2 separate regions of the Mus musculus genome follow, and region 2 is linked to region 1. A link is a loop called in an ENCODE intact Hi-C map of the cell type or tissue named here. Cell type or tissue: heart. All regions are shown on one strand. Each heading gives the region's core, and the rest is flanking DNA. Links, peaks and the distances in the headings are about the cores only. Region 1 holds the start of Gm30617 (a long non-coding RNA gene). Region 2 holds the start of Syne1 (spectrin repeat containing, nuclear envelope 1).

Region 1 (15,871 bases), core at 5,697-10,696:
ATATCTCTACGTTGTTGTGCTGGTAAGTTCAGATCAGTTCAGTTTTGTTTGTTTTTGTTTTGTTTCCTTTTGGTTTGGTTTTTGTTTTTGTTGTTAACTTGAAACAAGTTAGGACCACCTAGGAAGAGGGAAACCCTCCATTGAGAAAATGCCTCCATAAGATTAGTCAATAGATGAACCTGGGGAGCATTTTCTTGATTTGTGTGTGTGTGTGTGTGGGGGGGGGGGAACCCAGCCCACTGGTAGTGGTACCAGTGTGCAGGGCCCTGGGTGTAGTCAAAAGGAAGCTGAACAAGCCACAGAGCAAAGGAGTACTTGCTGTTTCATGGTCTACTTCGGATGCTGCATCCACCTCCTGCCCTGAGCTCCTGCCCTGCCTCCCCTTCTTGATGGGCCACAACTGTAAACCACAACCTGAGACAAACCCTTTTTTCCCCCAAATTGTTTCTGGTTGTAGTGTTTTATCACAAATTGCAAAGTAACCTACCTTTTAAGGATGCATGAAAATATTTCCCAAATTGGTGCCCTTTTCTCAAGAAATGTATGTCAACACTCAGTACAGCCTGCGGTTTTTGCCACTGTGCTGCCAGGGCAGTACTGGTACTTTCTTACAGCTTTCATTTATATCCTGATGATGGACGGCTGATGAGCATCTTTCCATGGTACTTGGTGCATTTCTCAGGGTTCTCTAGAGTCACAGAATCAATGGAATGTCTCTCTATATTAATGGAATTTATTGTAATGGCTTACAGTCTGAAGTCCAGCTAACACAACAATGGGCAGCTGTGAATGGGAAGTCCAAACATCTAGTTGTCACTCAATCCCAGGATTGGTCTTCTGTAGAAGTAGGTTCCAACAGATGTGCTGGCAAGTAAATGCAAACAATCAAGGAAGTGAGTAGTCCTTCTCTCCCAAAGTCCTTATGTGGCCTTCAGCAGAAGGTGAGGCCCAGATCAAAGGTGTGAACCACTGAGCTTGGATCTGGAATTTGCTTTGTCCCAGGCTGGCCTTGGACTCAGACAGCTGCTTGCCTCAGTCTCTGGGGATTAAAGGCGTATACTACCTTGCCTGGGCCTAAACTTTTCACAGCCACTGTGCCTCAAGATCTCCATGTCAAGATCTGGGTCAGATGCCTGTCTTCCCACCTCAAGATCTGAATTACAAGTGTGCCCTCCATTTCTGGATTGTACTTCATTCCAGATGTAGTCAAGTTCACAAGCAGGAATAGCCATCACAATCCAGTGATTTGCTACCTTGACATAAATCATGTCTCATGTCCAAATGAAACAATAGCCAGGACATTAAAATACACCTAGCATGATATAACTCCCTTGTAAAATTGCAAATGCACTGTAAACTTAGAATAGGTCAATGTCTCAAGTTCAAGTGGATCAAGGACATCCACATAAAACCAGATACACTGAATCTAATAGAAAAGAAAGTGGGAAAGAACCTTGGACACATCGGCATAGGGGAAATTTTCCTGAATAGAACACATGGTTTATGCTCTAAAATCAACAATGGACAAATGGGACCTCATAAAACTGAAAAGCTTCTGTAAGACAAAGGACGCTGTCATCAGGACAAAATGGCAACCAACAGACTGGGAAAAGATCGTTACCAATACTACATCCAATAGAGGGCTAGTATTTAACATATACAAAGAAGAAGTTAGAACCAAATAACCCTATTTAAAAATGGGCTACAGAGCTAAACAAAGAATTTTCAACTGAGGAAACTCAAAAGGCTGAGAAGCACCTATAGAAATGTTCAACATCCTTAGTCATCATGGAAATGCAAATCAAAATGACCCTGAGATTTCACCTCACACCAGTCAGAGTGGCTAAGATAAAAAAAACTCAGGTGACAGCAGATGCTGTCAAGGATGTGGAGAAAGAGGAACACTCCTCCATTGCTGGTGGGATTGCAAGCTGGTACAACCACTGTGGAAATCAGTCTGGTAGTTCCTCAGAAAATTGGACCTGAGGACCCAGCTATACCACTCCTGGGCATATACCTCAAATATGCTCCAACATATAACAAAGACACATGCTCCACTATGTTCATAGCAGCCTTATTTATAATAGCCAAAAGCTGGAAACAACCCAGATATCCCTCAACAGTTGAATGGATACAGAAAATGTGGTATATTTACATAATGGAGTACTACTCAGCTATAAAAACAATGAATTCATGAAATTTGCAGGCAAATGGATGGAACTAGAAAATATTATCCTGAGTGAGGTAACCCAGTCACAGAAGAACACACACAGGATGCACTCACTGATAAGTGGATATTAGGCAAAAAGCTTGGAATACTCAAGATACAAGATACAGATAATATGAAGCTCAAGAAGAAGGAAGACCAAAGTGTGGATGCTTCAGTCCTACTTAGAAGGGGAAAGAAAATAATCATGGGAGGTAGACGGTGAGAGAGACTTGGGAGGAAGAGAGTATGGAGAGGGGAAAAGAAGGAAGAAGGATCAAGAATGGGAGGAGATGGAGAAGTACAGAGGGTCATGAACTTTAACAGAGGTGTGTAGCAATGGGTGATGGGAAACTGGGAGTAGGCACTAGAAAGTCCCAGAAGACAGGAAAGCAAGATGTTCCCAGGACCCAATGGGGATGATATTAGCTAAAATACCCTACAAAGGGGAGGGAGAACCTGTAGAGACCATATCCAGAATTTAGGCATGGCCCCTGATTGAGGATAGGGCCACTCACCCATCTCAAAAATTTTAACTCAGAATTGCTCCTGTCTGAAGGAAATGCAAGGGCAAAAAGTGGAGCAGAGACTGAGAGAAAGGCCATCCAGGGACTCCCTCACCTGGGAATGCATCCCATCTGCAGACACCAAACCCAGACACTATTGCTGATGCCAAGAAGTGCTTGCTAACAGAAACCTGATACTGTTTCTTAAGCTGTCTTCTTAGAGGCTCTACTAGAGCCTGACCAATACAGATGTGGATACTTGCAGCCAACCATCGGACTGAGCATGGGGACCCCAATGGAGGAGTTAGGGGAAGGACTGAAAGAGCTGAAGGAGTTTGCAACCCCATAGGAAGAACAACAATATCAACCAACCAGAGCCCCTAGATTTCCCAGGGACTAAATCACCAGTCAAAGAGGGACACATGGAGGGACTCATGGCTCCAGCCGCATATGTAGCAGAGGAGGCCTCATCTAGCATCAGTGGGAGGAGAGGCCCTTGGTCCTGTGAAGGCTCCGTGTTATTGATCAGATGCTTTATTCACCTGTCTCTTGTCTTTCAATTTGTTAGCATCTTAGAAGAAACATTTTCATTTTTTCCCTATTGTTCCAAATGACCTCCCCCCCCCCCTTTAAAACTTTATCTGCATTTATTTTATGCTGAATTTATCCCCGGGCCATGGGTTTTTGTTTCTTCAGTTTCTTCTAGGATATCTTTTTCTTCTGTGCAGCCTCCTCTTCTGGCTTTGGAACGATCTGTTCCTTCTCAGTGAGAGATGATGTCAATGTGGCAGGGGGAGCTCATGTGTGGGTTAATCCGGCCATGAGCTCTGTAGGTTCGTCGGCGATCTTAGGTACCTTGTTCACCTGGATATGTTCAATAACTAGAGAATCTACGTCTAAACCCTTAAGTTCAGCGTTACTCTCGGCATTTTTAAGCATGTGCAGCAAAAATTCAGCACTCTTTTTTTGGCCACCGACCCTGTGTCCAGCCCCACTGTTTGGCCTGGGCGCACCTACAGACTCCACCATTATACTGCCGGAATGGCACACATTGCTTCTTTAAAGTGACATCCTTCGGATACTTGGTGGCTTTCCGGATATGCATACCCTTGATGGCCTGGGCAGTTTCCCCGGTGTTCTTAAAGTGATTTGCATGATTTTGTGGGGTTTTCTGGGTCAAGAGAGTAGCGAACCATCGTGGCAGGTGACCTCTGGCCCATGATTTCCCTTCTATAGATCACGTTTTTCATGTTATAGCTAAGTAGTAAGTAATAATCTACTTACACAGCAATTTTCTTCCACCTTCATTTTTAGAAACTTTACATTAAAAAAAAATCATTACATTTATTTATTTGGGTGGGTACAAGCCTGCTATAGGGCATAGATGTGCAGGTCAAAAGTCAACTTGTGGAAGTTGGTTCTCTTCTGGTATCCCGTGGGGCCAAGGGATGAACTCTGGTCGTTAGGCTTGGCAGCAAGCACCTTTACCAGCTGAGCCATCTTACCAGCCCAGCTGTACACGGTATAATTTTATGTTTAGAGTCAATGATTAGTCTGCAATTCTGAGAAGAGTGGGAGAATTGTACTTCTTGTAAGACCCGGTTGACCCTGCTCTCTGGATTAAAATCTAGACCACAGGATTCCCTAATTGGTGCGTGTTCGAGTAAGAACACACATTATATTCAGAAGAGGCTGGCAGTGGCCAAGTGAGATCCCAGCTGGACATTCAGCTTGGCGGCGACTCCCTTCCATGGCCCCTCTGATCAAGCCGGAGAGCAGCCCGCGTTACCCACGACCCGTGTTTCATCATCCTGCTGGAGTGTGAGGTGAATGACTATTTTGTGTCCCTTGGATAACACTTTGACGGCAGATGCAGATTAACTGAGACCTTACTCTTCGTGAAGACCCTTCAGATTTGACAGTCCTGTGTATCAGTCAACTCTCCTCTCAGATGTCGGGAATGATGGATTAGCGATCCTGCTAAACCCCAGTGTGCCCATACGCATGGGTGTTTTCAACCTCGCTGTTGCCCACTTCATAGAATCAAATGCTGTCTTCACAGGTTAGCCCTGAGATCAACTTACAACGCACCAACGCTGTTGGGTACCAGAAGACGAACATTTCCAGGACTCTGCCTAGGAATCTTGCCATGCCTTTTAAACACAACTCGAAGGCCCTCTGAAGACTTAATAGGTGAGAGATGGATCGTTTCTCTACTGCCCTGACTGTATGGCATTTTCCCCTTTTCTTCAAATTATACTTCAACAGTTTGAACACCTTACCACGAGATGGCGCGCGTTCAACGCCGTCCTTTTCAGTGTTCATTCCTGTGAATCTAATATAAAAAGGGATGGAAGAATAGTATTGCTTTTCTATCCAATTTATGTTGCCAGGTTAGAAAATCAAGTACATATATATTGCTATATTAAAATAGTTATATTTTAAACAGTTTAACTTTTAGTCTCAGACGTGAAGGGTAAATCTCACTTCTTCAGTTCAATATTCTTCGTACAAAGCAAAAACAAAATCAGATGGCCACTTTTCATCTTGTGATTGAGACAATCATATATTAGATTTACTGGGTAATTAAACACTATGGCATTCACCTGAGATTCAAAGAAGTCTTTTCTGGCACCATAACTAATGTGTCAAGCTAGAGGACTGTAATGTTCAGAGCTCAAGTTATTGTTTTTTTTTTTTTTCTTTTATTAGAAGAAATCATTTTATTCTAGATATGGCGGTGAGAGTACATTTACTAGAAAAATGAGGAAAAGGAATCTAAAAAGATCTTAAATCAACACTGAGGTTAGATATCCACTATGTTTTGCTGATGTAATGCTGAGCTGCTACCTTGTAAAAAGTAAATTTATCCACAACAGAGAGATGGAGTCAGAAGCAAGGTACACTGAGAGATTTTATTTTACCTTTGTTTGTTTCTTTCTTTGTTTCTTTCTTTGTTTGTTTGTTTCTTTCTTCCCTCCCTCCCTCCCTCCCTTCTTTCTTTCTTTCTTTCTTTCTTTCTTTCTTTCTTTCTTTCTTTCTTTCTTTCTTTCTTTCTTTCTGTTTTTTGAGACAGGGTTTCTCTGTATAGCCCTGGCTGTCCTGGAACTCACGTTGTAGACCAGGCTGGCCTCGAACTCAGAAATCCACCTGCCTCTGCCCACCACGCCTGGCTTACCTTTATTTATTTGTACATGTACGATGTACATGTATGTGTGGAGACCAGAAGAGGGTATACCATTCCCTGGTCACAGGCAGCTGTAAGCCATCTGACATGGTGTTGGATCTGAACTCTGGTCCTATTATGCATGAGTACTGGACACTCTCAGCTATTTCTCCCACCTACCATGAGATTTTGTTTTTCCAAAGCCCCTGTGACACAGTGGTGGCACCTGATTCCTCCTCATCAGATGCTGGTGGCTTCAACTTCTTTCTCACTATTTTACCTTGGACAAAATCATTTTTTAACATGGATAAGCTGTTTTCAAAGCATATAGAAAAGAGAAGACTGCCTACCTATACTATTGATACAATGGTTAAACTAGAAAACACAAGAGAAATACTAAACAATTGTGACATAAATAACTAAACGTAACTAGCATTTCAGTTTCTTATGGCCAAAATGTTAATTATTATAATGACAGTCAAAATGAAGGAATCCCTTCCAATAACTATGTGATTTTTTCTTTTTTTGGGTTTTTGAGACAGAGTTTCTCTGTGTAGCCCTGGCTGTCCTGGAACTCACTCTGTAGACCAGGTTGGCCTCAAACTCAGAAATCTGCCTGCCTCTGCCTCCCAAGTGCTGGGATTAAAGGTATGCACCACCACGCCTGGCACGACTTTGTGATTTTTATAGCCAAAATAATCTTGTGTTAAATTTTTTCTCATCTGTATTACTGTGCTACTGATAATGAAAAAGCTTTTTGTCTTCAGTAGGACAACTAGGGAAGATAGACTTACTGCCAGATAAAATAAGCTGTTCCAGTATGGAACCAATGAACCTTTAAATAACTTCAAAGTGTTACCTTAGTTTTTAAAAGTTATTCCTTTGTTCTTAGTTAGAACATCTATTGAGCTCCTTCTGTATACAATGTGAGCTTGCTGGGTAAAGTCAAATGCAGAGCCTACGTCCGAGCCTACGTCTGAGTTCCATCAGAGAACCCAGCTTTTAAACTTCATACAGATAATAATAGATGGCTTAAGTGTTTGCTTCCACACTGGCTCATACTTTCTAAGCAAAAGTATTTCAGTTGTATCCATGACTGACTTCCTTGTTCTAAAGGGTGGATTAAAACTCCTTTAAGGTAGTACAGGAGATTGTAAGATGACAAAGGAGGAGAGCATTGTTGGGTCAGGCTACTGCTGAACTGATATGCTAGACCCAAGATGGAGGCAAGCAGATCCTCCCACCCCCCAAATAAACCAGCGCTTACACGAACCTACAGATGCTCGGGACACAGATGCACAAGCAATATTTACGCCACCCCTATATTCTGTTGGGACCCAGTTGGGAAGAGACAAGGAGAGTGCCTAAGAGAGTGGTTAAAAGGTGATGGTTTCTTATCACTCCAAGGAATAGCCCTCTGGCCTATGTGAAATGGGGATATTGAATGTCTGTGATTGAAGTACAGAGGGAAGAGGGGTGTGCAGCCCTTCCCACCCTTCCTAGCTGCTGGAGCTCAGAAACTTACCCGTGTAGGGGCTGTCTGAGAAACCCCAAGCTATTGCCGGTTTGCAGCAGCGGGCTTACATTTGACACCCATTGGTGTTAGACCAACTTGGTGAGCAAAGAGTTGTCTTATCCCACTGGGGAGCTGACAGAAGGAGCACGGAGTGTCAATTACGCCAGTGGGGCATCGTCCTAGGGACTCATAAGCCTTAAGAACTCAAGCTGGATAAGAACACCACATTCATTTCTTTCTAACAATCCATTCCTGAGAGGGAGTGTGTTGTAGTCGCGATCACGTCTCTTTAACACTAACAAAATCCGTTTCACTTAGAATTATTTCTAGTAAAATTTCAACCTCTGCTGTTTATTGCTCCAAATGTTACTCGTCTCCTTTACCTTCAGTGCTTTGCCTGTGTGGCTAGAACGTTGTGGGAAAATCTGTGTTATGTGAGGTACTTGGAAACTCACTTTATATTCTTTTTTTTTTCATGATTCATTAATTTAACGTTCTTCAGCATGGAGTTCAGCTAAGGGAGATTTATGGTTTACAATGGTAATTTTTATTGTTAAGAGTCAAAATTATGTCACATTCACATTTTCATTGATCCCTACCAAAAACTGAAATAGCATTACACACATATGTTTGAAAAGTGTGTATACTTATATTGAATTAACATAAGTACTATAATAGTATGTTAACAAAATATTGAGACAAATCTCATGTTCCTTATGTATCCTAATGGTTTTCTGCACTGATGAGCAAAGTTTATGATATGTGGAATTGTTGCATTTGAGACTGATAGTCTACAGGCACCTGGTTTTGAGTTATCAGTGTAGAATTGTCTAGGATGTTTTGAACTCTGAGCGTGTCTATGAGAGTTTTTGTAATTTGGGTTAATTAAGGTGTGAACTGTATCAACTATAGATACTTTCCTAGGTTTGCTTCATTTGCTCTCATAAAATAAGTGGACAAAGGCCAAATATGAGAAAAGGATTATTTCACTCCCAATAAGACATTATGGGCCAGCATCAGGAGGGACTCAATGTGACAGAACTTTGAGGAAACTTGCCACATAAATTCCCACAGTCAAGGGCAAGTGGCTATGAGTAGGCTATCGCTTGCCAGGCTCAGTTCAGTATAATCAGTCCAAGCATGATCATGAAATGAACCTGCTTAAATTCAGGATGGGTATTCGCCCCATAGTCCTAAGTGTTGCTTTTAGAGTTCCCTGTCCTTTTCATGACTGTTCAAACTTTGGAAGAGCCGAGAACGTGGGGTGACTTCTTTCCCTTCCTCTGTCGTCAATGGTCTCTTAGTCCTGCCTCTCTCTGTGGTTCCACCAGAGGGCAGAACCAACCCACCTAAGGCCCAGCTTGCAACTGTCTTCTTCAGTGTTTGATATGAAACTTCTTTGTGCTTCTTTCAAATGGCTGGGATATCATTGCTTTGAAGATTTGCTGTTGAGAGGACCCAGAGACAAGCTCTGGAGTTAGAGTACAGCTTTGCTAGTCATCATGTCCATGATTTGAGAATCTGTTTGGGGCATGTTTGTTTGTTTTCCCCCTCTGAGCAATGGTTTTTTCATCCTTGTAAAAGGAAAGCAGCAACCTTGCCTTTTGGGCAGCTGTGAGTATTAAGGGAGTTTAGACATACCTCACACTCTTACAGATAAGACTGGTGTGTAGTGTGCTCTATTCAAGGGAGAGTCCCTACGGAGTTTACAGAAATGATAGGTCTGTATTACCTAGGGCCTACCGGAATACAGCAAAGAGTCAAAAGATAGTAAATAAAGCTACTATTTTTGTCTTTTTTTTTTTTTTTTTTTTTTTGCGTGTGTGTGTGTGTGTGTGTGTCAGGTATGTATACAAGTGTCTATTTCTATGTGTTATTCCTACCCCTTTGTCTTCCGTCTAAGAAGGTGAATCCTATTTCCTTTGCTCACTGATTTATCTCAAGTATTCGAAAAATACTCAGCACATTGCAGGTTCTTAACAATTAGCCATTCAACAAGCAGAGGGTTACTAACTCCTTGCTGAAGTTTTTATCTCAAGGCCTGCCACAGTCATACAGGTTAGCTTTGTCCCCAGCCCATGACACCATCGGGAGAAGGTGGGATATTTAGTAGGAAGGGCTTAGTGGGATGAGGCTAGGTCATTGGAATCATGTCTTTGAAGGGGGTATCGGGACTTCCTTTTTGCTTCTGAGCACCATGAGGAGGCATGGACTCTGGATATTCTGTACTATGCCCAGAGCTACAGAGCTGAGTGATCATGGATTGAAACCTCTACAGCAATGAACCAAAATACGCATGTCTTTCTTTTAAATTTATTTTCTTGGGTATTTTTCATAGTGAGGGAAACCTAGCACATACATCTACATGTACATGTAAGAACACAGGGAGTAGATACAACTCTCCAGATCTCACAAATAGATGGAGTTTATTGTGCCTTAATCCAAATCTGTTTAACCCTAAACACTATCACTTTCTTTGATTACCTTGAAGATAGATTCAGCAACTCTATGAAAATGAACATCTGACTGAATCTGATAACAGATATGCCTGGCTGAGTCTTTGTACTGTTTAGGAGGAAGGAGGTGAGGTAATGCTTGCAGTAATACTTTTTGAGGTTTATTTCCACCAGTGTTTAGGTGGGAGAGAGGAAAAAAAATTAACTTTAGGCATTAGAACGCTCAGGTCTAATGAATATTCCTAGCTCAGATTTCCACAATGGCATTTCCCAACTATCTTCCATAACCAAATGGCATCTGTGAAATGCAAGGAAAAAGAAACACATTAAAAAGCTGCTTAGAAGCTGGACACGATGGTGTGTTAGTCACATCTATAATTTCAGCACCCGGGAAGCTGAGGCAGTAAGGTTCAAAAGTCAGCCTATGATAAACAGTAAATTTAAAGCTAGCCTGGACATCTAGAGAGACATCTCATGAAGGAGAAAGAGGAGGAGAAAGTGAGAAAATAAAATAAAATTAACATTTCGGGAGAGCAGAATGGCTGGCTCACAGCCCATGTTACATTAGTGTTTGCTGAATGCCTATGAGTTAGAGAATAGAAACTGGGAACTGTGGCTAAAAACTTTTAGTTCTTTAGTACACTGTCTTGTCTGTTGGTCAAGAACAGCATCCTATGAGAACTTTCTAGGAGTGCAGTCTCTTTTCATACCTAAAGAATAGGAAAGGGGCATTTAAACACCATCCCTGGGTGATTTGATGCAGCCATGAGCAGCCCCATTTAGCTAATTAGGGTTCCACTGCAGATTTGAGTTGTACAAAGGCTGATCCCCTTTAACCAAGAAATAGCCATCTTAGCACATTTCAAAAAGCACAGCATTAGAAGAAAACTCATCCCAGGCAGCATTAAATTTCAAAAAGAAAGCTGCAGGGGAGACCGGTGCTCTCTGCATGGTTGTGTTGGAAAGTGAACACTGCAAATGCATTTATTTCTTCTTGTTAGAGCCTTACACTCATGCCAGGGAGTGTACATCAAGTTTCTTGTAGACCAAGTTTCTACAGTTTATTTGCAGGGAGATTTCTTGTGTGGCTTGCCTACATGAAAGGTCTTACTTCTCTTTATTTATAGGTATCTGTCAAGGCTACATTCTGCTCTACGTGTAAATCACCAAGACCTGTTTTTAAAATTCCAAGCTGGAGGCAAATGGCCAGGCAGAAATCGAGGGAACTGTCATTCGGCAGGACAGATGTCTTGGCTTGGGTTATAAAACTCCTCTGCCTATGAAGAGTTGAAGAAACTTGAAGTGATGTTTGCATATATGATTCAGTCCCATGGAGATACACAGGGAAATCTCTGCTGCTTACTGCATTTTGTGTATGTATATATATTATACAAACATTTTATACAAATATCTATTTATAAAATATATGCTGTATGTATATTTATTCACACGCATCATTTAATGGTATTTTACATGCAACTTAAGTGCATGTAGTTTTTATGATATCTGCTATTTCAAAAGTTTGTAGTGTCCACATTTAACCTTCAAATGTATATGTGAGTGTGCATATGTGTGTGTATGTGAATGGCTGAGTACGTGTGAGAGTGTGTATGAGTGTGTGTGTATATGCATGTATGCATGAGTATATACACATGTGAATATTTGTGTGTATATGTGTGATCATGTGTGACTATATGTGACTATAAGTGTCTGTCTGTCTGACTTGTCTGTGAATGCATACAGATCTTTATAAATACTCTGGTTTTTGTTTGTTTGTTTGTTTGTTTGTTTTTTCGAGACAGGGTTTCTCTGTGTAGCCCTGGCTGTCCTGGAACTCACTTTGTAGACCAGGCTGGCCTCGAACTCAGAAATCCGCCTGCCTCTGCCTCCCAAGTGCTGTGATTAAAGGCGTGCACCACCATGCCTGGCTTTTTGTTTTGTTTTTTTTTAACTGGTTGTTTTTGCAGTACTGGGGCTTGACCCAGGCTTTGCACAGGTTAAACAAGCACTTCAGCACCGAGCTCCATCTCGGCCCCGTACATTATCTTGTACACATAAAGCTAGCACTGGACTGTCTCAGCCAGATGTCTAGCAACACCAGGTTAGGAACAATAGGTGCATAAAGGTGAAGTCTTTCAAGGGTTTAAAGATTTTCTTTCATTCATTTTTGCTTGTCTGCAAAATTGAATTTCTCAATTTGAAAATACAAATTAGATTACTGTACACGGATAGTGATTTGCACCACTGACTTGAAAATATCTCACCTAAAATATAAATATAAGCAATCATCTCTCTCTCTCTCTCTCTCTCTCTCTCTCTCTCTCCCTCCTTACCATGTAGCCCTGACTAGACTAGAACTCTCTACATAGACCAGGCTGGCCCCCACATCACGGAGCTATGCTTGCCCCTGTCTCTGGAGTGCTGTGATTAACGTTATACAGGACTATCTGCTATGAGATAGGTTCTTATGCAATCCAAGCTGGCTGGTCTTGTGTGCTTTATGTGTTAGATGGCAAACTTGTGTTTTTGGAATTCCCACCACTATGTCTTGTGCTGGGATTAGAGGCATGCGACTCTCTGCCTGACTTTTCATTCATCTCTTAAATTATCCCTGATGTGGTTTAAAACCAAACTGGCAGAATTTTATTACTCTACAACATCTATGAACTCACGCAGAGCTAGAGACTGACATCCCTGCTGCTCTCTCCATACTCTAGCTGAATGTGCGGCAGCCCCAGCTAGCTCACTGTGACCTCAAGAACTCCCCTCCTTACAGCAAAAGGAGAAGTAAGAACACCAAGTGGCATCGCTGAGGTGGGTTCACCTAACAAGGACAGCTTTATGTAAGTTGGTGTTCCATACTTACTTTAGTACAGAGAGAACTTTGTCCTGCAGAGAGAAGACGTTTATGTGGAAGTAGCCCAAATGATGTCTGTTTTTCACAGATTGTCGGAGATGGTGACTCTGTAGAGGCTGCATTCTGTTTCCCCTGGACTTAGTGATTCCAAGACCTGCTTGGAAATGTATTCAAAATGAAAATTTTCTGGAGCTGGAGATATGGCCCAATGGTTAAGAACACTGATTGATCTTACAGAGGCCCTGAGTTCAATTCCAGCATATCGAGGCTCACAAACATCTATAGTGGGATCTAATGCCCTCTTCTGGCACTCAGGTGTAGATGCAGAGAGCACTCATCCACATAAAATAAACAAAGAAATCTTTAAAAAATGAAGACTGTCCTTAGTCACTTTAGATTGGATCATTTTTGCTCAAAAGCTGTTTACAATGCATAATTGACATTATATTTTTAACATAACATACAACAATAATGGAGGTGGGTCAACAACATAAAATCAAATACTAGCAGCTGGGCATGGTGGTGCACGCCTTTAATCCCAGTACTTGGGAGGCAGAGGCAGGTGGATTTCTGAGTTCTAGGCCAACCTGGTCTACAGAGTGAGTTCCAGGACAGACAGGGCTATACAGAGAAACCCTGTCTTGAAAAAAAAAACAAAAACAAAAACAAAAACAAATCAAATACTAGCAATACTATAAGGAAAAAAATCACAGCAGGGGAGTTTGATATCCTTCTATAAAATGGACATGCCCAGGTATGGCATTACATACAATGGACTGGGTCTTCCTACATCAATCATTAATCAAGAAAATGCCACATAGACATGTCCAAAGGCCAAGCAGATAGAGGCGACCTCTCCATTGAGATTCCCTCTTCCCAGATGTCTCTAGCTTTTGTCAAATAAAGTATGGAAGTGTTGAGGTTTGGTCTTTTGCTATGTATTGTAATGCTAAATACTGGTCTCCAAGATCAGGTTGCCTCAGTACATGAAATGATGCTATGTAACCTTTCTCCTAAATTTAAAACTGTTGGTTAAATAAAGATGACTACAGCTTGTAGCTGGGCAGAAGAGAGGTAGGCAGAGCTTCAGTTTCCAGGGTTGGGGTCAGAAGCAGAGACTACTAAGAGGAAAAGAATGAGAGAGGAGAGGTGAGAGGAAGACTCCATGTGTATCTTGAGAACATGGCCATGAGGGACAGCCAGCTGGAGTATGAGCAGTTTAAGTGGACCATGTCAGGTTATATCTCATGGTAATGGACAGGGAAGTAGACAAAATAACTTAGAGAGTTGATATCTAACCAGCTCTAGTGTTATTAAGCCTTAATATAAATTTAAAGGTTTTATGTCTTTTATTTGGGAACTGGATGATCAAAAGTGGGATATAAACCCCCGATTAATTTTTAGTACAACAGGAAAGTATAGATGACTCAACAGCAGCACCATAGCCCTGGTGAAACCTCACAAAAACTGCATCCTTAGAGCTCCCTGTGTGACTGGCAGCCAGGTTAGCTGGTTGGAGAGCCTCTTCTTCCAAGCCATTGTTACTCCTTACTTGGAGAAGAGGCTTAGGAATCTTGTTATGGGAGTTCCCTGAGACTTGTAAGTTTTGTTTACTTCCTGAGCCTTCTAAGTTTACTTTCAGACTTAAAGAATCCCTCTCCTCACTTCAGGAGGGAGTGTTTCAATTTGTACACTATCCTTTTCTTAAGGATGATGTCCCTTTATTTTGGGTAAGTACATCAGTGGGGTAAGGGAAGCTGAAATGGGATCCAAGATGCTCTAATATGTAGCACCTATGTGATAAGGAAAATGGGAAACTTGAAATGTTGGAATCTGGAATTGGATGCTCAATGAACCGATACTCAAGGAAATGCAGTATTTCAGGGTTTACCATAACTTCCTGGGATCATATGAGCAAATTCATTTGTATCAGGGCCGGGCATGGTGGTGCATGCCTTTAATCCCAACACTTGGGAGGCAGAGGCAGGCGGATTTCCGAGTTTGAGGCCAGCCTGGTCTACAAAGTGAGTTCCAGGACAGCCAGGGCTACACAGAGAAACCCTGTCTCGTAAAACCAAACCAAACCAAACCAAACCAAACCAAACCAAACCAAACCAAACCAAACCAACAAAACGAGAGAGAGAGAGAGAGAGAGAGAGAGAGAGAGAGAGAAATATAAACTGTTGTGTATCAAACAGATACCATAATCTCATTGAAATGAAAGTTAATTACAAGGTTCTACATAAACTGTAATTTTTCATATTCAACACCTTCCTATTGTTTTTGCTGGTGATTCTGTAATAATTCTTGGGTTTGGAATTTGAGCTGAAGATTGGAGAGGAAGACATTTGTATTTGTACTGCAACCTATGAAAGCACTGTGCGTCAAGCAGTCAGCAAGTTTCTGTGTGCTGTGTACGAGCAGAAGTCTGTATTGAGTTAGGGGATGAAGGGATCAATTAAAGACAAACTGGGGTTTGATTGGCTCCTCCAATTTATATCTAATTTCTTGAGTTGTGTGTTAATATTTTCACTTTATTCATTTTTTAAAAAACGTCTTTCGCCAGGCAGTGGTGGCACACACCTTTAATCCCAGCACTTGGGAGGCAGAGGCAGGCGGATTTCTGAGTTCGAGGCCAGCCTGGTCTACAGAGTGAGTTCCAGGACAGCCAGAGCTATACAGAGAAACCCTGTCTCAAAAAAACAAAAACAAAAACAAAAACAAAAACAAAAACAAAAAGATCTTTCTACTGAACTATTTTTTTCTGGCTCAGTACATTATTCTCAGGGAGGGAGGCTTTCCAGAGAAGCCAGGATTATGAAGAGCGTGCATGATTATTTTAAGTGTATTTTCTAGCACCTTCTTTATATTTCTCACCAATGGGAAGGAGGGTGACTCCTCAAGGACTTGGCCGGCTTTCTATTTCTCACTGTTTGGAAATTTCCCATAATTTCTTCAGGCTATGTATTCACTTAACCTGCAAAACATCATGGATTGCCTAATGTCATGCTTTCCCTAGTCTCCTTGTGACAGGTTTTCTGTCGCATCAATTATTCATGCACAGATAGCATTAAGAGCAGATTATGTTTGCCTTCTCTCAGTATCCTGTATACACATTGTGGGCTGATCTTCTAATATCTTAAGCACATCTTATGATTTATTTA
Region 2 (15,871 bases), core at 7,300-12,299, 310 kb after region 1:
TTTATGATGACTGTTTTGTTGCTATGAACATACCGAGATAAAGAAAGCATAATGATCCAGAATTGCTCGGAAAATATATGCTCAAATGTCTAAACCTCCCAAGATTCTCTGATTCTTGGTGTTATGCCTTGATTCTTGGTGTTACGGAGAAAGTAGAGGAGGAAGTGCTACGTAAATTAAAGTCTCCAGTTTTTCCTGACTTGCTTGCCTTTGCTCAAGTATATTTAGCTAACAAGTTCTGAAAGGCAGGAGTCGGTGCTCGGCTACTGACACAAATGTTAGGTGGGTAAATTGAAGTCTAGAATAACAAGGAATAACAATGAATAATGAACAAAACGTGAAAAGGTGCAAAACGGGACAAAGCATTTTTATAAAGCATCCAGTGAGGGGCTGGAGAGATGGCCTGCAGTTAAGAGCACTTGCTGTTTTCAGAGGACCCAGGACCCCAGGTCACAAATGTTGACTGGCAACTATTGGCATTCCAGTTGTAAAGGCATTTTACATGCTCATCTGCCCTCCACAAGAACTGCATGCGTGGGTTAAACATATATATGCGGGCAAATGATCCATATGCATAAAACAAAATATAAATAAAATCTCAAAATATTAAATGGTTAAATCATCAAATGAAATCTTTGTAATGGTTCTGAGGCACAAAGAGGCTCTTCAGCTCCTTAAAGTCTCATAGTAAATAAGATTACTATAAGTCTGAGTCAGGCATGTGGCCTTCCCAAAGTCCCAGAGCTACTGGTGAGAAAATGAGCGGTACCATCTGCCTTCCTGAAGACTAGATATTGTCTTCCCGTCAGCCATTGGAGTAGTCAACATCTTTTATTCTAAGAACGCCAGGGTATCTACAAGTTTAATATTAACAATAAGCATCACTATCCTAAGAGGAAAAAGAAAATGAATTGGATTCATCTTGTTTTGCTTGGCATCAGGTTAACAGCCACGGGTATGGCTCTGCTTGATTTCTGTTTTGTATGGAAGTTTCAGGCCACGGAATTATTTTATTTGAGTCCTAGAAAGACCAACACATCTGTGAACATTTCTTGTTTGGTGACCTGAACTTGAACTGCCTTGGGTATTCTTATATGGAACTTTAAAACACCCTTTCAGCCTTTTCACTCCAAACACTTGCCTCGTATATGAGCTCCTAACCAACACTTTCTATGCTTAAATAATTAAAAACCCTCTCTATTATTGTTCTAATAAATTTTAAAACTATATAATATTTTACCATGCCAATTTTCATAGCAAATATTTTAAATGTAGATTTAATGCGTATGTCAGAATTAGATGTTTGTAGAAAACTCAGGAAGCTGACTTAACAAATTAAACATAAACACTGTTATACCCGTGCAAACACAAATCAAACAAACAGCATTGAGATATCGGTCTACAAAAAAATTCACACGGTTTCTTCTCCTATGGCTTAAAATTAAAATTGAGAACAAATTTCTAAAGCAAGTATTCTAGGTGTGTTTTTATTTAACCCAGATGATTTTTAAACAAACAAACAAACAAACAAACACCTTTAAAAGTTATTGGTGGTTTGATTTCTCTAGCTTTGTTAGAATTTAATCGACAAAACCATGTGCTTCAAGGTAAACAGTGTGCGGAGATTTGATGGTTATATAAACTGTGAAATGACTGCATAATCGAATTAGCAATAAGAGTGGAACATGAAAAAAACACACAAACAAACAGACAAACAAACAAAAAACCCTAGTTCTGAATTATACAATGGAGACTGGCTTTATATTTTTATTAATTTTTTGTCCTACCTTGAAAAATGCCACTAAAGCATTTTTCATAAATTGATGTGCACACAGCTCCTGCAGGGGAGCTGGCACAGGAGCTGGGCATTTGGTCCGGACACAGGGGGTAAGGCTGAGGAACTAGGAACTAGAATGCCTGCACAGACGTGTTGCTATAGTGACCCTTGAAGGAGGAGCTGCAAAGAGAACTGACGTTCCCTTAGTGAGAACTATGTTTGGTTTAGATAGCAATTGAGTTGAGGCAACTTCCTAAAGTCCGTAAAAGTAGGTGGACTATGAGGAAAAGGATCTACAGGACTCCAGGTGTGATCAAAGGTACTGTTTGCTGCCGTGGTTGGGATGTGTGTGAGTGTGTATTTCCACCTCTAACACCAGCCAGGGTCCCAAAAACCTGTAAAGAGTGCTTGGAATAGACTTTAAAACAACTCAGAAAGTTTAAGGTATTTTTTTTCTTCTTATTGTATTGGAATCTAAAATGAATAGAAGCGAATGGTATTAATTGTATTGATGGCTTTGGAAAACTTAAAAAAACTAAATATAATGAAAACCTAAATAGCAAAAATATGTCTATGATCCTTCATTAGTATCTAAAACCTAAGACATCAGTGCGTGAAGGTTGGCCATTTGGTAGCGCTGAGTGATACCTTAAACTAAATATAGATGCTACTGAAACCTGAGTCACAGGACAAGAATCCTCATTGTCTCCTCATGGATCTATTTTTCTTTTTATTTCTTACTTAATGGCTTTAAATATTCTAACTCTTAGGTGTTTTACATATTTTATGTCTTCATGTGAATATAATGGAATTTACTTCATTGTATCTTTATTTTTTCTGATTTTTATAGATTTATTGAGTAGCAGTAGGCAAATAAATAGTATATATTTAATGTATACAAGTTAATGTTTTCATCAACATACAGAGTGATTATCAATATCAACATAATTAACATGTCATCACAATGTTACTGTGTGTGTGCTGCAAATATTTAAAATCTACTCTTGCCAATTTAAAGCATCTAATATTAATTACTAACTGTGCTCAGCATTTGTGCAGTAAATCAGCAGGTTTTGTTCATCCTTTAGACACAGCAACATATCCCCATTCTCATCAAACCCCAGTTTTGACAACCTGTAGTCATCTCTCTGCTCCTTTGTGAATCCAGCTTCTTTGGGTTCTAAACAGAAGTGAAATTACGTAGTCTTTGTCGTTTTGTATTTGACTTATTTCACTCACCATAACGTGGCTCTCTCATAATGTCACAAATGATAGTTACCCTTTTATGAAACTGGAATAAATCTCTCTGTCTGTCTCTCTATTTCTCTACTAGCTGTCTATTTATATCTATCTGTTGATAATATATCTATCATCTATCTAGATCTTTTATCTATCCATTTATTCCATGATGGACATTTAGATTGATTCCAAACTTGCATAACATAAACAATGCTGCATGAACATGGAGAGTAGATACCATTTCTTTAACATACTGACTTCATGACCTGAGGTGGCTTCTTAGAGCTGAGGTTGTCCAATTGTATCAAGTTCAAGTATCAACTTCATAAGGAGCTTCGACACCATTCTCCATAATGGCTGCACTAAACTTACTCCCAGCTGCAAGAGAACTGGTGTTTTCTTTCCTCTCCATCTTTCTTGACCCTTCTCTTCAGTTATTTGGTAACCTCCGCCACCCCACATGGCAGGTCAGCATTACATTGTGTCTTTGATTTGCACCCTCTAACAGTTTGTTGTTGACTTTCTCATCTCCTCGTTCTTGACCTTGATGCCCTTTGTTGAGTAATATTTGGGCAGGTTCCTTGCCCCTCTTACATGAAGTTGTGTGTTTCTTGCTCTGAGGTTCTTTGGTTTCTTGCATATCTTGGATATTAACCCCTTATCAGCTGTATGGTTTGTGGATGTCTTCTCCCTATCCACAAGACTCTTCAGTCTGCGTATTGTTCACTTTGCCAAACACACATTTTGGAACTTTGTGGTTTGATATAATTTCATTTAGACTTTTCTGTGCGAGAATGGTTTTCAGAAAATTACTATTCAAACCAATGTCAAAAAGCTTTTTACCTTGTTTGTTCCTCTGGTAGTTTTATAGCTTCGGGACTAGAAATGTTTAAATCCCTGTTCCATTTCTTTTTTTTTTTTCTTTTTTAGATTTATTTATTTTGAGTATATGTAAGTACACTGTAGCTGTCTTCATACACTCCAGAAAAGGGTGTCAGATCTCATTACGGATGGTTGTGAGCCACCATGTGGTTGCTGGGATTTGAACTTTGGACTTTCGGAAGAGCAGTCGGGTGCTCTTACCCACTGAGCCATCTCACCAGCCCTTCCCTGTTCCATTTCTATTTGACTTCTGTGTGTAATTAAATGTACAAGTCAGCTTAATTCTCCCACGAATATCCCTTGTTCACATAGAACCTTCGATTGCAGAGACTCCCTCTCCACTGTGTAGTCTTGGTGCCCTGTCAAAGGATTAACTCCCTGTGTTCTGCATGACGGTTTTCTCTGTTTTTTTTATTCGTTCCCTTGTTTGTTTCAGTGTCTATTCAAGTATTATACAATTTGATTATTGTAGTAAGGTAATGTGAAATTAGTAAAGATGATTCAGCCAGTTTTGCGTTTTTTCCGATAGTTATCGCTATGCATTTGTCCTTTGTTTTAGTTTTGATGGTTTAAGGCGGTCCCCAAAGTTGTCATTTCTTTATTTTTCTGTTACGATGACCTGTTTATTTCTGAAAATAAAATATTGAATTTTGCTATTATCATTGCACTGCAAATCTATGTTAACCTTCATTTTTGTTGGTATTTATTGTGTATAATTAAGTACTCTGAATTTTAAAGTAGTATACATAGATATCTAATAGTTTATTAATAAATGGACCCTATTGTCATTATATACTAAGTGATATTTCACACTTAAAGTATATGTTGCTTGATACATATGTAGTAACCCTTGATTTTTTCACAACTCCCATGGAATCAGTTAATCCATCCCTTCACCTGAAGCCTATGTGTGCTCTTAAGTTCATCTAGTGTAGAATATCTTAATCCCCCCAGAATTTTTATGTATTGTAATTATATATATATATATGTATATATATATATATAGTGATATAGTGATATAGTTATAGTTATTAGTAAGTAAGAACTTATTTCTTCCACTTTGTCCCCTGACTGCCTTGCAGCCCCCATTTCTGCTCTGTCTGTCTTCTCTCTTGTGACTTGATGGTTGCTTACCACAGCATTGCTTACCATGGTTATCCTGAGATGTATAGGAAACATCCTATCATTGTACCTTTGACTGTATGAGGAAAACCTGCTTTAGCTCTTCTTCCCACACTTGTTATTGATATCACAATTCACATCTTTTTATTGAACTCTTTACACATTATTATAATCATAGCTGTCCTGAATACTTATTTAGCTTTTGCCTTAGTTTTACCTGGCCATCACAGTACGGAGTGTTCTAAATTTGATTTCTGTTAGCTTTATAATGATTTTCTGATTTCATATTTTCACCCTGTTACACTTTTTCTGTTTCTATCTGAGCAACTCCTTTTAGCATTTCTTGTGAGGTAGACCTAGAAGTGATGAACTCCCTCATCTTTTATCTGGAAATGTTCTTATTCCTTACTTAAAAATACGTTGAACTATTTGTTCGTCAGTTTGTTAGTCTCCATTTAGAGTTGATTACTAGTGCTTTATTTTGCTTTTTTGATGGTGTCATTTGCAAAATAATCATTTGCAAACCTTCTGGGTTTCTCTTGGTCCCTGAGAAACAGAAGTCACTGGCACTTCTTTGAGTCTTCACAGACAAAGCTGTTCACCCACCAGTCAGCCTGTCTGTAGATTGTAGGCAAATCAGCTAAGGGGTTTGTTCTGGTGTCTTTTTCCCCCTGCTAATTTATTTATTTTTCCACTTTACATTCTTATCACAAACCATTCTCTTTTTCTCTCAGTCCCATCCTTACAAACTCCTGCCTCCCAAGACCCCCTTTCCTTCTCCTCAGGGAAGGGCAACTGCCCTGGGACATCACGTCATAGCAACCTGATGCTCTGGTGTCTTAAAGCAGGATGGACTGGTGCTTGGGTTGTAGAACATATGGATCCATTGCGTGGGCACCTAGGTGCATTCTCAGCACCTTATACCATTGAGGTGGGCCTAAACTATTGCCTACTGTGATCATGGCAATGTGGCCTACAGAAAGTATTCCAGTGCCTGAGTCCACAGTGGCTGTCCTGAAACTAGGGTGGGCCTTTGGCTGAGTCCATGAAAACCTGCCTCTGCTGGAGTGGGACTGGATCTGAGACCACTGGAGCAGTCCTGAAGCCTGAATTTGTAGCATCACAAGAAACTGTTCAGTGCTAATTTACTGAACATAGAAAGGTAGCTGAGCCAGTCCCTCTCCCTGGGAAACAAGTTCAGACAGGCTAGTTCTCTGCTGCTCCAATACAGGCTACTGGCCTGAGCCTGCTCTTGATACAGGTTTTAAATTTTTTTAAATAAAATACTCCATGTACTCAAGACTGATTAAAACTTGAAGTATGCTGGTTGGCTACACACAAACATACCAAATCTTTGCAGTCTTCCAGTTTCTTTAGATTCTGAAAATTTTAGTCATGCATACTGTGTACTTTGACCATATTTTATGGTCCTAATCATACACTTATTAAGTGGTGTGAGTTTATTTATATCTAGCCAGATTTCAATGAAGATTCCTTTGGTTCTAATCACTCAGAGTTTCCATGGAATCGTGTGCCTTCTTAAATCCATAGTATTAAAATGCTGGGTTGGGGGTGAGAATATAAGAATGTGGTTTTAAAGCATTCTTATGCTTTTTGCAAATGGAGTAACATAGATATAAATACCATAACCAAAAGTACAGTCAAGTCCCATAATAAAAAACACAACCCAGTTTCTTTGTTAATAAATGAATATTTAGCTAATGAGCCCTATTCTTGTTGTTTCCTTCTCTCCCCTCCTGTCTGCATTGATGAAATCTGTCTTCTAGCAAACTCTTTTAAACTCATCCCCTATGCTCCTGTGCTTTTAAAAGTAGCTGGTTTAAGACAGAGATTGATGGATGTGTAGAAAGCTAGAGAAAGGAAGTTGTAGGCAAAAATACATGTCCTCCTTGCGTGGTCTTCTTAGGGGCCTGAAAGGATCGCTCATTGATTAATAAAGACCGTTGCTCTTGCAGAGGTTCAGAATTCAGTGCCCAGCCCCCACATGGAGGGAGTGGCTTACCTGTGACTCTAGTTCTAGAATGATCCCTCACCTCTGACCTCCATGACATACACTGTCACTCATGTCCACAAACCTACAGGCAGATAAACTCACATACGTGTAATTAAAAATGATAGAAGTAGGGCTGGAGGCTGGGGGTAGTGTAACACATCCTACCACGTGGCAGGCAGAGACAGGATGAACCTGATGACTTGGAGGCCAGCTTGATTTATGTAGCGAGTTTAGGTCATCCAAAGCTATACAGTGAGAACCTGTCTGAAAAAAACCAACAACCGAAATGAAAGAAAGAAAGAAAGAAAGAAAGAAAGAAAGAAAGAAAGAAAGAGAGAGATAGAAAGAAAGAAAGAGAAGGGAAGAAAGGAAGGAAGAAGGAAGGAAGGAAGGAAAGAAAGAAAGAAAGAAAGAAAGAAAGAAAGAAAGAAAGGAAGGAAGAGAGAGAGAGAGAGAGAAAGAAAGAAAGAAAGAAAGAAAGAAAGAAAGAAAGAAAGAAAGAAAGAAAGAAAGAGAAGGGAAAAAAGGAAGGAAGGAAGAAGGAAAGAAAGAAAGAAAGAAAGGAAGAAGGAAAGAAAGAAAGAAAGAAAGAAAGAAAGAAAGAAAGAAAGAAAGAGAGAGAGAGAGAGAGAGAGAGAGGGAGAGAGAGAGAGAGAGCAAGCAGGCTGGCTGGCTGATTGGAAAGATGGCATGGCTCAGCTCTTGCTGCTCCCCTGATCCCCTATGTAGGTTCACAACTGCAAATAATTCCAGCTCAAGGGAATCCAATATCTCTGACCTCAGCAGGTCACCTGCACTCACATGCACATACCTATTCTCTCTCTCTCTCTCTCTCTCTCTCTCTCTCTCTCTCTCTCTCTCTCTCCCTCTCTCTGGTTGAGATCCTGCCTGTGTGTTGCTCCTTGGCAACTGCTCGGGTCTTACTTCCCTGGGCTCCTGGATAAGCTGAGACAGTAGCATTACCTGCACAGAGACATCAAGCACGGATGGGCAGCAATATGGAGGCCAGGAAGAAAGCAGAGGAAGCTACCAGGTGCTGGTGTTTTCTGGTAGGAGCCGAAAGAAGGGTGGACTTTCTGGCTCTCAGTATAGAAAGGCACATCAGGCAAGGCTGGTTAGGCTCAGGAAGATAGAGATTGGCAAGGAAGGATTCCAAGCAGTAAATGAGATAAAGGACTTAGTCTATTTGGACAGCTTGCTGTGACTGCCAGGCTCCTAACAGGTGTGGTCCTCCCGTTTTCCTTGCACTACCCAGTGTGTGTGTGCGCACACTCATTTGGATCCAAGACTCACACTGTTCCCTTTGAAATAAGTGGAATGGGCAGCACCTCCACATGATAAAGGCTTGGCTCTGGCGTCAAGGATACCTGGGGCGATGCTGTGAATGTAATGTGTCTAATGTGACACACAACACACTGGGACTAACAAGCTAGTGCTCTGTCATACAGACTGGGTGATTCCTTCAGCTGGGAGTCACTCATTCTTCATCTTGCCAAAGTTACCAGATTAGTCTGTCCTGGGGACTCACCTTCAGCCTTTGGGGAATCCAGCCCCTCCCCGGGGACCAGCCCATATCTTGCTGCTGATCAGTGGTCATAATAGCTGTTTCTTGCTTCTGTTGAGAAAGTCACTCTAGACTACCCCAGCTTCTGGGATAAAATTGTCCCGGTTTGGCATCTCCCTCCACCCCAGCACTGCCTCTCTCATACCCCTGAAATTGTAGTTACTGAGAGCACATTCCAGAAACCCTCCCCTGTTCCCCGACAGTTTCCACAGATACACATGATTATGAAGCAGCAGCAAAGGTGGATGTGTGGAACGGAAATGACACCATGGACTCCCATGGGAGCCAGCTTCCAAGAACATCTGGTGGCATTGTGTTTCCTGTTGACGGACCCAGAGCAGCAATGTGATAGCCTGAGAATTAGGATGGAAAACAATGTTAGAGAAGAAAAGACGGGGTCAAAATGTCACTGGGCGGGTACTCTGTAGCTCAGAAAGATGGTGGAATATATCTAGCATAGGTAAGCAGCTAAATCTACCAGTCAGCTGGTTTCTAGCCAAATCATTGCTAGCGTGGGAAAGAGAGACAGAGTGCTAGAAGGATTTCACTTGAGCTACACATTTTCTTGCTGGGACACTATTTTGGATACCCCATGTCTAGGCTTAGAATAGTATCTACTCTGCCTATTGCTGGCTCAAAATATTTTGGAAACTTCTCTTGTCAATTTGTGCATGAGAATGGAATGAAGTGATTGGAGACCCAGGTGTGGGTGGTAGACAAATGTGTATGGCTTGTCATATGCGAGCAGAAGTGGCATAGGGTTCTGGGAATCTGTGGATCTTCCTTATCGACAGGGTCAAGATGTCACCAAAATCCTGAAACAGCTGGGAGCTACAGTGCCCTCTGGTGGCACTACCTTGGGCAGGTTGATTGTCCTTGACAGCCCCAGTATCTTAAAGTAAGTCAGTTAGACTGGGGGGGGGGGGGGGGTAGGAAAGGCTCAGTTGTCCTTACAATGTCTTTAAACATTTTCCTTTGCTTAGAATCTAGTAAGAAAAGGCTTAGAGGCAAGGAGTGCCACATTCTCCTAGCAACATGTGGGTGATAGATTGGGAGAGCCTGATATGGAGTTGTTACAATGTTTAAATTGGATAACGAAAGTGATGAATATCTGCAATGTTACGCCAGTCACATAGGTTCTCACTAGTTGTTACGATTATATTTTAAAAAATAAACTTAAGTACATTACAAATAAGCTTACATAAGCCCGTCTTTGGGTTGGCACCCACTAGTGATAGCAGATGCTATCTTTCAGGGAACTCCCTTCGAACCGAAGAGGCATAGGGTCCTGGGAATCTGGATCTTCCCTATTGACAGAGTCAGGATGTCACCACAATCCTCAAGCAGCTGGGAGCTATACTGCCCTCTGGTGGCCATTACATGACTGGCCAGACTGGAATTGTTACTGAAATTTCCAATCTCTCTCTCTCTCTCTCTCTCTCTCTCTCTCTCTCTCTCTCTCTCTCTCTCTCTCTCTCTCTCTCTCTCTCTCTCTCGTTGGATATGTTCTTTATTTACATTTCAAATGTTATTCCCTTTCTCGGTTTCCCTCCCTCCTGGAAACACTCTAACATACCCTCCCTCCCCTGCTTCTATGAGGATGTCCCTACACCCACCCACCCACTCCCAGCTCCCCGCTCATGATTCTCCTACACTGGGGCATCTATCAAGCCTTCATAGGACCAAGGACCTCTCCTCCCATTGATGCATGACAAGGCCCAAGACACTATTGTGGATGCCAAGAAGTGCATGCTGAAAGGAGCCTGATATAGCTGTCTCCTGAGAGCCCCTGCCAAAGCACTACAAAAACAGAGGACGCTCTCTCCTAGCCAGCCACTGGACTAAGCATGGAGTCCCCAATAGAAGAATAAGAGAAAGGACTGAAGGAGCTGAAGGGGTTTGCAACCCCATAGGAAGAACAACAATATCAACCAACCAGACGCCCCCACAGAACTCCCAAGAACTAAGCCATCAACAAAGGAGTACACATGGCTCCAACATCTTCTTAAGCCATAGTTTGACTATATATTTTAATTTTACTCTTTTTGACTCTTAACTTTTTCACCTTACCTCATCCCCAGTTGGTGTGAAAACTAATTTATTTTGCATATTAACCAGTTGGGCACCATAAAATAAAGTCAAATTGTATCAAGTTATTTTTTATTAGATATTTTCTTTATTTACATTTCAAACACTATCCCAAAAGTTCCCTATACCCACCCCTGCCTTGCTCCCTTACCCACCCACTCCCACTTCTTGGCCCTGGCATTCCCCTGTACTGCGGCATATAAAGTTTGCAATACCAAGGGGCCTCTCTTCCCAGTGATGGCTGACTAGGCCATCTTCTGCTACATATACAGCTAGAGACACGAGCTCTGGGGGTACTGGTTAGTTCATATTGTTGTTCCACCTATAGGGTTGCAGACCCCTTCAGCTCCTTGGGTGCTTTCTCTAGCTTCTCAATTGAGGGCCCTGTGTTCCATCTTATAGATGACTGTGAGCATCCACTTCTGTATTTGCCAGGCACTAGCACAGCCTCAACGTGACAGCTATACCAAGGTCCCCTCAGCAAAATCTTGCAGGCATATGCAATAGTGTCTGGGTTTGGTGGCTGATTATGGGATGGATCCCCAGGTGGGGTAGTCTCTGGATAGTCCATCCTTTCGTCTTAGCTCCAAGCTTTGTCTCTGCAACTCCTTTCATGGCTATTTTGTTCCCTATTCTAAGGAGGAATGAAGTATCCACACATTGGTCTTCCCTCTTCTTGATTTTCTTGTGTTTTGCAAATTATATCTTGGGTATTCTAAGTTTCTGGGCTAATATTCACTTATCAGCGACTGCATATCAAATGACTTATTTTGTGTTTGGGTTACCTCACTAAGAATGATATCCACCAGATACATCCATTTGTCCAAGAATTTCATAAATTCATTGTTTTTAATAGCTGAGTAGTTGTCCATTGTGTAAATATACCACATTTTCTGTATCCATTCCTCTGTTGAGGGAAATCTGGGTTTTTTCCAGCTTGTGGCTATTATAAATAAGGCTGCTATGAACATAGTGGAGCAGGTGTTCTTATCACCAGTTGGAGCATCTTCTGGGTATATGCCCTGGAGAGGTATTGCTGGATCTTCTGGTAGTATTATGTCCAATTTTCTGAAGAAATGCCAGACTGACTTCCAGAGCAGTTGTATAAGCTTGCAATCTCACCAGCAATGGAGGAGTGTTCCTCTTTCTACACATCGTCATCAGCATCTGCTGTCACCTGAAATTTTTATCTTAGCCATTCTGATTGGTGTGGGGTGGAATCTCTAGGTTGTTTTGATTTGCATTTCCCTGATGATTAAGAATGTTGAACATTTTTTAGGTGCTTCTCAGCCATTCGGTATTCCTCAGGTGAGAATTATTTTTTTTAAGCTCTGTACCCCATTTTTAAATGGTGTTATTTGAATTTCTGGGGTCCATTTTCTTGAGTTCTTTGTATATATTGGATATTAGTCCCCTATCAGATTTAGGATTGATTAAAAATCCTTGCCAAATCTGTTGGTAGCCTTTTTGTCTTATTGACAGTGTCTTTTGCCTTACAGAAGCTTTGCAATTTTATGAGGTCTCATTTGTCAATTCTTGATCTTACAGCACAAGCCATTGCTGTTCTATTTAGGAATTTTTCCCCTGTGCCCATATCTTCGAGGCTTTCCCCCACTTTCTCCTCTATTAATTTCAGTGTCTCTGGTTTTATGTGTAGGTCTTTAATTGACTTAGACTTGACCTTTGTACAAGGAGATAAGAATGGATCAATTCACATTTTTCTACATGATAACTGCCAGTTGTGCCAGCACCATTTGTTAAAAATGCTGTCTTTTTCCACTGGACGGTTTTAGCTCCCTTGTCGAAGATCAAGTGACCATAGATGTGTGGATTCATTTCTGGGTCTTCAATTCTATTCCACTGATCCACCTGTCTGTCACTGTAGCAGTACCATGCAGCTTTTATCACAATTGCTCTGTAGTACAGCTTATAATCAGGCATGGTGATTCCACCCGAGGTTCTTATATTGTTGAGATTAGTTTTTGCTATCCTAGGTTTTTTGTTATTCCAGATGAATTTGCCTTTTCTAATTCGTTGAAAGGACTGAGTTGGAATTTTGATGGGGATTGCATTGAATCTGTAGATTGCTTTCGGCAGGATAGCCATTTTGACTCTATTAATCCTGCCAATCCATGAGCATGGGAGATCTTTCCATCTTCTGAGATCTTCTTCAGTTTCTTTCTTCAGGGACTTGGAGTTCTTATACAGATATTTCACTTGCTTAGTTAGAGTCACACCAAGATATTTTATATTATTTGTGACTATTGTGATGGGTGTTGTTTCCCTAATTTTTTTCTTAGTCCGTTTAACCTTTGTGTAGAGAAAGGCCATTGATTTGTTTTAGTCAATTTTATATCCAGCTACTGCACAGAAGCTGTTTATCAGGTTTAGGAGTTCTCTGGTGGAATTTTGGGGGTCACTTATATATACTATCATATCATCTGCAAATAGTGATATTTTGACTTCTTCCTTTCCGATTTGTATCCCCTTGATCTCCTTTTGTTGTCGAATTGCTCTGGCTAGAACTTCAAGTACTATATTAAATAGGTAGGGAGAAAGTGGGCATCCTTCTCTAGTCCCTGATTTTAGTGGGATTGCTTCCAGTTTCTCTCCATTTAGTTTGATGTTGGCTACTGGTTTGCTGTATACTGCTTTTATTATGTTTAGGTATGGGCCTTGAATTCCTGATCTTTCCAAGACTTTTATCATGAAGGGGTGTTGAATTTTGTTAAATGCTTTCTCAGCATCTAAGGAGATGATCATGTGGTTTTTGTCTTTGAGTTTGTTTACATAGTGGATTATGTTGACGGATTTCCGTGTATTAAACCATCCCTGTATCGGTGGGATGAAGCCTACTTGGTCATGATGGATCATCGTTTTGATATGTTCTTGGATTTGGTGTGCGAGGATTTTATTGAGTATTTTTGCATCAATATTCATAAGGGAAATTGGTCTGAGGTTCTCTTTCTTTGTTGGATCTTTGTGTGGTTTAGGTATCAAAGTAATTGTGGCTTCATAGAATGAATTGGGTAGAGTACTTTCTGTTTCTATTTTGTGGAATAGTTTGAGTAGAGTTGGGACTAGTTCTTCTTTGAAGGTCTGATAGAACTCTGCACTAAATCCATCTGGTCCTGGGCTTTTTTGGTTAGGAGACTACTGATGACTGCTTCTATTTCTTTAGGGGAAATGGGACTGTTTAAATCTTTAATCTGATCCTGATTTAACTTTGGTATGTGGTATCTGTCTAGGAAGTTGTCCATTTTATCCAGGTTTTCTAGTTTTGTTGAGTATAGCCTTTTGTAGTAGGATCTGATGATGTTTTGGATTTCCTCAGGTTCTGTTGTTATGTCTCCTTTCTCATTTTTTATTTTGTTAATTAGGATACTGTCCCTGTGCCCTCTAGTTAGTCTGGCTAAGGGTTTATCTATCTTGTTGATTTTCTCAAAGAACCAGCTCCTGGTTTGGTTGATTGTTTGAATAGTTCTTTTTGTTTCCACTTGGTTGATTTCAGTCCTGAGTTTGATTATTTCCTGCTTTCTACTCCTCTTGGGTAAATTTGCTTACTTTAGTTCTAGAGCTTCTAGGTGTGTTGTCAGTCTGCTAGTGTATGCTCTCTCTAGTATATTTTTTGGGGCACTCAAGGCTATGAGTTTTCCTCATAGGACTGCCTTCATTGTGTCCCATAAGTTTGGGTATGTTGTGGCTTCATTTTCATTAAACTCTAAAAAGTTTTTAATTTCTTTCTTTATTTCATCTTTGACCAAGGAATCATTGAGTAGAGTATTGTTCAGTTTCCACATGAATGTTGGCTTTCTTTTATTTATGTTGTTATAGAAGATCAGCCTTAGTCCATAGTAATCAGATAAGATGCGTGAGAAAATTTCAATATTTTTGTTCCTGTGGAGGCCTGTTTTGTGACCAATTATATGGTCGGTCAATTTTGGAGGATGTACCATGTGGCACTGAGAAGAAGGTATATCCTTTTATTTTAGGATAAAATGTTCTGTAGATATCTATTAAATCCATTTGTTTCATAACTTCTGTTAGTGTCCATGTGTCTCTGTTTAGTTTCTGTTTCCAGGATCTGTCCATTGGTGAGAATGGGGTGTTGAAGTCTCCCATCATTATTGTGTGAGGTGCAATGTATGCTTTGAGCTTTACTAAAGTTTCTTTAATGAATGTGGCTGCCCTTGTATTTGGAGCATAGATATTCAGAATTGAGAGTTCCTCTTGGAGGATTTTACCTTTAATGAGTATGAAGTGTCCCTCCTTGTCTTTTTTGATATCTTTGGGTTGGAAGTCAATTTTATTCAATATTAGGATGGCTACTCCAGCTTGTTTTTTCAGACCATTTGCTTAGAAAATTGTTTCAGTCTGAGCCTTTCACTCTGAGATAGTGTCTGTCGTTTTCCCTGAGGTGGGTTTCCTGTAAACAGCAGAATGTTGGGTCCTGTTTGTGTATCCAGTCTATTAGTCTATGTCTTTTTATTGGGGAATTGAGTCCATTGATGTTTAGAGACATTAAAGAAAAGTAATTGTTGCTTCCTGTTATTTTTGTTGTCAAAGTTGGGATTCTGTTTTTGTGTCTGTCTTCTTTTAGGTTTGTTGAAGGATTACTTTCTTGCCTTTTCTAGGGTGAATTTTTTGTCCTTGTGTTGGTGTTTTCCCTTTACTATCCTTTGAAAGATATTGTGTGAATTTGGTTTTATCGTGGAATACTTTCGTTTCTCCATCTACTGGAATTGAGAGTTTTGCTAGGTAAAGTAGCCTGGGCTGGCATTTGTGTTCTCTGAGGGTCTACATAACATCTGTCCAGGATCCTCTGGCTTTCATATTCTCTGGTGAGAAGTCTGGTGTAATTCTGATAGGCCTGTCTTTATATGTTAGTTGACCTTTTTCCTTACTGCTTTTAATGTTCTATCTTTATTTAGTGCATTTGTTGTTCTGATTATTATGTGTCGGGAGGAATTTCTTTTTTGGTCCAGTCTATTTGGAGTTCTGTAGGCTTCTTGTATGTTCATGGGCATCTCTTTCTTTAGGTTTGGGAATTTTTTTTCTATAATTTTGTTGATGATATTTGCTGGCCCTTTAGGTTGAAAATCTTCATTCTCATCTACTCCTATTATCCGTAGGTTTGGTCTTCTCATTGTGTCCTGGATTTCCTGGATGTTTTGAGTTAGGATCT

The links. Hi-C counts contacts between places; a loop is a spot of excess contacts. Peaks named below come from ENCODE experiments on the same cell type or tissue, not always from the same donor. Only the 100,000 strongest peaks of a DNase experiment are listed, where the experiment ranks them.
Region 2: it touches region 1 in a loop (4-fold over the local background); 10 of 42 quality-filtered maps call a loop at or near these places.

What each region holds. Positions count from the first base shown.
Region 1 is chr10:5,779,981-5,795,851 of GRCm38, reverse strand. Gm30617 (a long non-coding RNA gene) reads left to right here and starts at 4,341. Exons shown (of 3, transcript XR_380053.1): 1 at 4,341-4,538; 2 at 4,775-4,905; 3 at 10,978-11,020. In heart, for the core only: a CTCF peak has its summit at 8,733 (motif pointing right); no DNase peak of the experiment used is centred there.
Region 2 is chr10:5,474,341-5,490,211 of GRCm38, reverse strand. It overlaps Syne1 (spectrin repeat containing, nuclear envelope 1), which reads left to right and starts at 1,898. Exons shown (of 146, transcript NM_001347711.1): 1 at 1,898-2,096. The coding sequence starts at 2,057. In heart, for the core only: a CTCF peak has its summit at 9,954 (motif pointing left); no DNase peak of the experiment used is centred there.